2 separate regions of the Mus musculus genome follow, and region 1 is linked to region 2. A link is a contact called in ENCODE Hi-C or POLR2A ChIA-PET data. All regions are on one chromosome and are shown on one strand. Each heading gives the region's core, a stretch centred on a gene start or an enhancer-like site at or near the end of the contact. The rest is flanking DNA. Distances are from core to core; before and after follow the strand shown.

Region 1 (4,272 bases), core at 98-2,597, 55 kb before region 2:
CCAGAAACATAGAAAAGGATGGAAACTGATGTAGCCAAATGAGTGAGTGTCCTTACTCTCCGCAGCTCCAACCCGAGAGGCTGGGATGACAGGCAGTGTACACCCCAGCACACACACACTGCACACAGAAACCTGGAGCTGGCATCCCTGGGAATCTTCTCAGAGAGGATGATAAGGCATATGACGCTGAGTGAGCAGGCACCCCAGAGGCTTAAGAGCGACAACTATGGTTCCACTGGGAAAGAACTGAGAGGGAAGGGGTCTCACACCTGACGCCATCCTTGGGTTTTTGTCCTGAGGGTTTGTGGGAGTTAGCTTATGGCCCCTTTCTGGTTTTCTAGCTACTCTGGGCTTCCATCCCTCTACAAATGGCTGTTCTTGCCCTTCCCATGTCTTAAAACCAGCCTTAGTTCCTCAGCCATGCAGAGGTTGAGCTTGGCGATCACTGCTCTAGAAGTGCTGGACAGCTTTTTTTTTTTTTTTTTTTTTAATTATGGTGTCTGTGTGTGGGTATGCGCATGTGATGCCTGCGGAGGCGAGACGTGTGGGATCCCCCTGTAGCTAGTTACAGTCAGCTGTGAGCCCCCTGAGCAAGAGGAATATGCACTCTTAACCACAGAGCCATTTCCCTACCCACTGGACAGCTCATTCTGGTCTCTTCTGTGAGTTTGCCCTGAACGGAGTAAAGCTTCTCCCATATAGAACTCTTTAGGTTGGGTCATACCTTTTTGGAGGTAATAGTGTAGCAGAACTTGGGGTTGTGGAAAGCTCTGGTTCTACTGTGGCGGCAGCAAAGGCTGAAAGTGCCCCATGGATCTGGAATATTTTGAGGGGGCAGCGTGGGAGGGAGGGGATGGGGAGCAACTACGCCTGTAAGCAGGGATGATGAGATTGCTTCTTTTGGTTTTCATACCTGAAGTCATCAGATTAGATCACTAGGTTTTGGCTTTTCATTTATGTTAATACAGGGAGAAATCTTGTCTCTTGAACAAGCCAGAAATGTCTGAGAAGTAAGCAGTCCAGGGAATCCAGTACTTCTAGAAAGCTGCTCAGAACACTGGTTTCATGCTCTTGGGTCAGCGAATCAAGTGTGTGATTTGGGATTTCGCTGGTATCAGTTGCTACCGATGTAATTTTCGCAGACCTCTTGAGATACCCTTATAGACACAAAGATAGAATGAAGGTGGGTTGGGAGCTCGATTAGGTCAGTGGAGGTTTCCGGGAGCCGCCCTTTGGGGCCGAGGCGCTTCCCCCCCACTCTACAGAGGGCGCTGTGGGCACCTCCGCCACACGGCCCCGCAGCTTCCCCGGGGAGGAGCCTCTCCTGTAGCCGCCGCCGCCTCCGCGATAGCAAACCCGGAAGAAGCCTCTGGTAGCTGGATTGTGCCGGCCGGCCTGGCACTGCTATGCATTCCATGGAGGTAGGTCTGGTTCCCGCTCCAGCGAGGGAGCCGAGACTGACCCGCTGGCTGCGGAGAGGCAGTGGGATCTTGGCGCACCTGATAGCTTTGGGCTTCACCATCTTTCTGACTGTGCTGTCCCGGCCCGGAACCAGTGAGTGTGCGAGGCGAGGTGGGGCGGGGCCAAAGAAGGGGCGGAGCCTAGGCGCTGGAGGGGCCGCTTTGGGCGCACTGGGAGACTGGAAACCTGGACCCTCAGCTGAGGAGGGGCGGGTCCGGGAGTGGTTGTAAAAGCGTAGTAGGCGGGTTCCCGGAAGTCCAGGGAGGGTGGGGCTTGAAAAGACAGAACTGATACTTCCTTAGGAGGCCCTACATGGAAAAGCGTTAGAGGGTCCTGGGCAGGCTAAGGTACTCTAGGGACTGGGCTGCAGCAAGTGCAATCCCCAGGCCAAGGGGGTGTAAGGGCCCCTTGACTCCTCCCTTTGTGGTGAGCTCCTGATTCTTGTTTAGGTTTAAGATGATATGCTGACCTTGTGGCCCGGTCTTTGTCATTTACAAACCACGGGACAGTATCAGTGAAGCCCAGCCGTCAGCCTATTCTCTTTGATTCTTACTTAGGTCTTTTCTCCTGGCACCCTGTGTTCATGGCCTTGGCGGTGAGTTCGGATATTCTTAGATTAACTCTTGGGGAGACATTCAGTTTTTCAGCCTAAGGGTCAGAGAGATGGGTTTAAAGAGGGCTTCATCTTTCCCTAAAACCTATAGGATTGGGGAAAGTGGAGTAAAGTGTCAGGTGGCTGAGAAGGTCAGGGAAAGGGGGAACAGAAGATATTTCTCCTCTAGTGCCTAAAAGGAAGACGCAAGAAGGATGTTTATCAAGGCTTTGTCCTCAGAACTCAGTAGAAAGTTCTCAGTAGAATGTTTGCTGTTCTGTGGTCCAGAAAGGATGTGTGTGAGGCTGCAAGTCCTTAGCTTCCCCGTGTCCTTCTGAATGTGTGAGAAGACCTCCTTTTCCTTGCGCTCCATGTAGACTAGAGGCTCACTGGCCTTTCCTTATGATTACAGTTCTGTCTCTGCATGGCTGAAGCTATTCTACTCTTCTCACCTGAGCACTCCCTGTTCTTCTTCTGCTCTCGAAAAACCCGGATTCGACTCCACTGGGCAGGGCAGACCATGGCCATCCTCTGTGCTGTCCTAGGCTTGGGCTTCATCATTTCCAGCAAGATCCGAAGTGAGATGTCCCATTTGGTGTCCTGGCACAGCTGGATAGGAGCCTTGACACTGTTGGCCACTGGAGGACAGGCACTGTGTGGGCTCTGCCTCCTCTGTCCACGAGCAGCCCGGGTCTCAAGGGTGGCTCGCCTCAAGCTCTACCATCTGACGTGTGGCCTGGTTGTCTACCTGATGGCTACAGTAACGGTGCTCTTGGGCATGTACTCAGTGTGGTTCCAGGCCCAGATCAAAGGTACAGCCTGGTACCTGTGCCTGGGACTACCATTGTACCCAGCCCTGGTGATCATGCACCAGATCTCCAGCTCCTACTTGCCAAGGAAGAAGGTGGAGATATGAACGCCTCCAAACTCTGAATCTAGGTGGGAGTCTTGCCTTGGATTTCAACAGTTCCTTGGTGATCTTCACAGGACCCACTTCAGAAGTAGATGAATTTTTGCACTTCATGGCTGAGCCACAATGTGCAGAAACCCTAGCTGCTACTGTTGAGGCATGATACAGTGGGCTCAAAGGGGGAGATGCCCTACTGGGTACAAGTGGAAGGTTTGGGAGAACCTGAAACCTCACTCTTGGTGGGAGACAGAAGTATTAGGTGGTGGTAATGGTGATGGTGATGGTGATGGTGGTGATTTCTTGTGTGCCTGATGAAGAGTTCTCCTAGGTTATGAATGACAGCCACAGATGCTGGGATCCCTATTGAGAAGGCAGTGCTATCGAGAGCCCGTAACCTCTCAGGCAGTGCTGTACAATCAACCTTAGACAAGTTCCATATCTTAGGACCTCAGTTTCTGACATCTGAAGGTCCCTTATCTTTAACATTGGTGTCTGACAGATTGATGTTGCCGATACCCTCTTAGCTCTGGACCATGTGGGCAGCTCAGGATGTAATTCTCTCATCCATTTTCCCTCTACTCCCCTAGAAGGACCCTTCAGAAATTATGTCAACTTGGTTCCTGAACCAAGAAACAAGGGCCACGCACGAACTGTGGAAAGAAGGGACCCAGGGGAGGTCTCCTGGACAATAAGGTAGTAAAGGCACTGAAGTCACTTTAAAGTTCTTCAGAGGAACTGAAGGCAGTAGCCTTACCAAGCCCTTGCCTCCTGGGCTCCTTAGCTGAGCTAAGGACTTCCTTCAGGCTACCTCTGGGTATGCTCCTGCCATTCATTCTCAGGGCAGAGTGGTCCTGGGCATCTTACTTGGCATGTTGCTCCATGGAACTATTCTTAAGCTTTTAGAACAAAATAAAAACCAAGGAGTAGGCCCCTCTTGACCTAAGGAAGACTCTCTCCCTGTTGCCCGTCTTTCCTTGTCGTTTCCTAAGCTTTCCTTAGTTGCTGTCTCCGGCCAGCTGGGCCTAAGAGTAGGATGATGTTGATAACTGTGTTCTTCCCTGCCGATGTACCTCCTTGATCTGAGTTCCCTAGCGCATCCTTGGTTGTGAGGGTTACATGTCAGATTAGTAAGCTGTGGTGTAGGTCAGTCTAGGAGATGGGCTCTCTATAGATCCTAATAAAGACTGAAGACTGCTGAACCAGGGAAGGTATCCACGCAGCTTTCTACCTCGGAGATAGAGCCAATCAAACACTCTGGGAGGGAGGCCTGCAGTATAGGGGCTGGAGCACCAGTTCCAGAGACAAGGTG
Region 2 (4,177 bases), core at 602-3,101:
AGAGAGAGAGAGAGAGAGAGAGAGAGTTAAATATTGCTTGGCAGCCATTTTGTTAAGTTTTCCTTTTTTAACTTTGCCCTTCAACCCTTGCTTCACATTAAAAGGAAGTTTTAAGAGCAAGGATATTTCTAAGTCATATTGAAATAAGCCGACACTGAGATCTTATTGCCATTAACTAGCAAGCTGCCATGTTTTCCCTGGCTGTAGGAACAGATCATAAAGGAAGTAAAACTTTCCTAGTATTGTGAAGAGAACTTTCTCCACAACTTTTGCTATGGCCACTGTCCAGGAATTTTCTAGTCACTGAGACGGACTGGTAAAGTTCAATATCCAATCCTTACCTCCTGGAGGCGGTTCCTGGACACAATCTCCCTTACAAGCCGAGGAAGCAACAGGGTGAGATGATCCATCCTGCCAGTTTTGCCAACATCTTGGTATCGAGGTGACTGCCATCCAAAAACCTTAGATGCTCTGTTGTCAGGGGTCTCCCAGCTATACCTTCTAGAGAGGTCTGGTAGAAAGAGGGCGTGAAGTTGAAACTAGACAGATGTACTTACTGTGTGGACGTGGGAAAGCGACTGAATTCCTCTGAGCCCATTTTCTCATTGGCGACAATGGGGATTAATATTACCTACCTCACAGGGTTGTTGTGAGGATTAAGAGATGAGACATGGAAGTGCCTACCTGGCAAAAAGGTACTCAATAATGTTGTGTTTCCCCCTTTCCTCTTGACCCTTTCCCCCCTAGAAGTGATCAGAAAGGAAAAGCAGTTTCTTTTGGAAATGAGTGGGAGACTTTCCAGACTTGGAATTGACAAGCATTATGGGTGACGTGGACGAGGTTAATCTAATTAGATGGTTCTAATTAATTAATTTTCACTATAGACCTTTCTCTTGGGAATTTGTAGCTTAAGTTACCTCCTACTAGAGAAATGTTTTAAATTCCAGGGAAATGTTTCAATGGCTGTAAAAAAATGCCCCTTCTTAAAACGGGTGTTGAGTCATTGTGGGTCTATTTAGTAGGGACTTTAGGATATTCTTCACAGAGCCAATATTCAGGAGATAGTAGAAAGACAACTTTTACCAAACTTCCCCCTTTCTGTGGCTATCACAGAGGAACTCTTGTTAGATTAGAGATTAGCTCGTTTATTTCTGGGTATGGAACTAAGTCCTCAGGTTTACCTGGAAGAAAGGGAAGCGTGGAAATATTATAAATGAATTACACCTAGTTTCATATTCTAATACTTACTACCTATTTTTCACTCTCTATTACTTGATGCGGTCGAGTGATCCTTTGCCAACATAGGAGTGCCAGGCATATGTACAGCTCACAGAAATCCATACGTTGTAGCAGAAGGACTAATATATACTTGGCATAATGGGTGTAGCCAGAGGAATGGGTGAACATCCAGGCTGGGCAGCTCAAGGATCAGACGGAGGGAACTTTGGCTGAAGTGCCCAACACGCGGCTCTGGACAGAGACCTGGGCTCCAAATCACAGATGAAAAGGAAAAAAGGTTTTTTTGTTTGTTTGTTTTCTGGAGAGGGAGGCTTTTCCCAACAGCAATTCCCAGAGGACTGTGAGCTCTCATTTGAGAATCTGATCCTCACCGCCAAACCTCCAGAGCACACCACGTGCTGGAAGTCCCGCTTTTTCTACACTTGGAATCCAAGTCCAGGAGCCGGAGAAGTAAAAGGGTATTAAGGCTGGGAGGTGCGGAGCGAAGGCTCGCCATCACTCCACGGGGACAGTCAGGTACCAGGGAACTTCCGCTCTCCGTACCACCTCCGCCTCCCACTGGCACAGCGCTCTAAGTAGTAACGGCCGCTGGGCGTCGCCGGAAGTGTCGTAAACAGCACACATCCGGTTCTTCCGGGAGCTAGGGGAGCTGACGGAGAAGGCCACCGCCCAGCAGAAGACCCGTCTCCGCCGGTGTGTGGCGATTCCCGCGGTGTGTGTGAGTGAGCCCGGGCCCGGTCCCCTCTCCCGCCGCCGCCATGGGCTGCACGTTGAGCGCCGAGGACAAGGCGGCGGTGGAGCGGAGCAAGATGATCGACCGCAACTTGCGGGAGGACGGGGAGAAAGCGGCCAAAGAAGTGAAGCTGCTGCTGCTCGGTGAGGGGCTGGGGGCGGAGCTGGAGCGCTGGAGCCGGAGAGCCCGGCCCCGGGAGCAGCCGGAGCTGATCGGGGTCTGGCCAAGGCCGGCAGAGAGGACCCCAAAGGGACAAGGAGGGGATGCCCAGCAATGGGGCGGGTACTGGGCTTGGCGACTGAGGCCCCGGAAGGCGTGGGGATTTCAGGTTGGAGAGGGTGTAACCCGGCTGGGATGGTACTTAGTAGAGTTGGGGAGTTTGGAGCCCCGAGACTGTGCTGGGAATCCGGGCACGGCTCTTAAAGGGAGGGACCGAAATTAGGGAGGGTTCACACTGGGCTGGAACGTGTTGAGGAGGATAGTGTATGGTGTCTGGTGGGGCCTGTCTAGGGTTTGTGTGAGTTTGATACTTGATGTCAGGATAAAGCTGGAAGGATTGAATGATTAAATAGCGAAGCTAGTACAGAGAGGGTCACATAAAGAACTTGCTCGCAAGTCTTTTTGTGCTGTTAGTGAGGTGGGTTGTCCAGGAACACCCAGGAGGCGGTTGAAATAAATGACAGGTTCTTAGGTATAAAAGAAAAGACCTTGGGTGCAGAGGCCACTAATACTTTTTTCAACTTTTTTTTAAAATCTCTCTCTCTCTCTTTTTTTTTTTTAAATTCTCTTGAGCTTCCGTGATTCCTTTTTTAAATTAAAGGGCTAGGGATGGTGTGAGCTGAGGAAATTGAAAGAATGCCATTTTTGAGGTTTGGGGTAGAGGACAGTGGGACCATGTGTGTCGGGAATAGTAGAGGATAACATATGGACTGGGGCAGATTTATTGTAGAGATTGTGATCTATTTGGGAGGGGTTGATTTTTTTTTTTAATTGGGTTTTTCAAAATAAAAGTATGTATTGGCTTTCAGACTACAAACACCGTGTTGTCTTATACTCAAGTGGGCTTTTTTATCTCTAGTCAGACATGTTTCAGTCAGGATAATTTCGTTTTAAACTTTGATAGGCCCAGTAAATCATATAAACTTCTCTCGCATTAGCTTACCAGTAAATCCAGCTGTATTCATTATTTATATCTTTGAGGAATCTGTTAGATGAGAATCATTACGAATAAGTCACAGGTTCTGGAAGCAGCAGAGCTTTTTAGATAAATACCGTCCCGAAAGGTCACTTTAGAGCACTAATTTCACTTTGTAGAGCTCCAGAGGACGGACACCACTGCCATAATCTTAGGCTGACTTCGTGCTTTAAGATGGGCTGGCTGCTTGCTTATATATTTTGGAAGCTCTGAGCGGCAGCTTGAATATAAAGAAAACGTTATGCAGTGGAGTTTGAGCTTCCAAAGGATAAGAATTCATAGCATAGCTCTGGACTGCCAGTGCCTGTATAATAGGTATCTTTTTAAAAATATTTTTATTAGGTATTTTCCTCATTTACATTTCCAATGCTATCCCAAAAGTCCCCCATACCCTCCACCCCACTCCCCTACCCACCCACTCCCACTTTTTGGCCCTGGCATTCCCCTCTACTTGGGCATATAAAGTTTGCAAGTCCAATGGGCCTCTCTTTCCAGTGATGGCCGATAATAGGTATCTTTTGTGGATGAACGTGGTTTCTGGTACTTAGCAGGGACTTAAGTATTTACTGTTAACCAATCAGTGTTTTTTTTGTTTTTGTTTTTTTTTTTTAAAGACAAGTTCATGCTGAATGTTAGTTCCTGGGGGCCTTTCAGAGTCTGGTGTAAAACACAACCCTTGTCAGTGTTCTCCCCTAGCCTAATTGCTGTTTTCAGACAGTGTCATTCTGCAGCCTAGTCCGGCCTTCTGTTCTCCATCCTCCTGCAGCTGGCTTCCCAATTGCTGGGATTGCAGCATCTATCAGCACACCAGTGACATTAACATTTTTTGTAAGAATCAAATGTGAAATCAAAGATGCATTCTCATATTCTGGGATTTGATCTATATTGACCACTGGAAAAACTTGGGTAAGCAGAACTATCCAAGTACCTGGAAAAATCTTTACTCAGGGTCTTTAGTTCCTTTAATTAAAAAAAAAAAAATTAAAATTAAATGCAGGATAGCTTACAGA

What was found. A loop is a pair of places that touch in the nucleus more often than their neighbours do. ChIA-PET counts read pairs that join two places held with the same protein, here RNA polymerase II (POLR2A).
Region 1: POLR2A ChIA-PET joins it to region 2 with 28 read pairs in Patski. The contact joins the promoter of Cyb561d1 here to the promoter of Gnai3 in region 2. A Hi-C loop is called at or near these places in 1 of 37 maps with a recorded cell type or tissue (gastrocnemius). POLR2A ChIA-PET finds 5 or more read pairs at or near these places in 3 of 5 experiments (Patski and embryonic stem cell).

The regions. Positions count from the first base shown.
Region 1 is chr3:108,197,909-108,202,180 of GRCm38, reverse strand. It overlaps Cyb561d1 (cytochrome b-561 domain containing 1), which reads left to right and starts at 1,347. Exons shown (of 3, transcript NM_001081320.2): 1 at 1,347-1,554; 2 at 2,019-2,056; 3 at 2,466-4,272. The coding sequence starts at 1,407. The coding sequence ends at 2,969.
Region 2 is chr3:108,143,826-108,148,002 of GRCm38, reverse strand. Gnai3 (guanine nucleotide binding protein (G protein), alpha inhibiting 3) reads left to right here and starts at 1,851. Exons shown (of 9, transcript NM_010306.3): 1 at 1,851-2,115. The coding sequence starts at 1,998.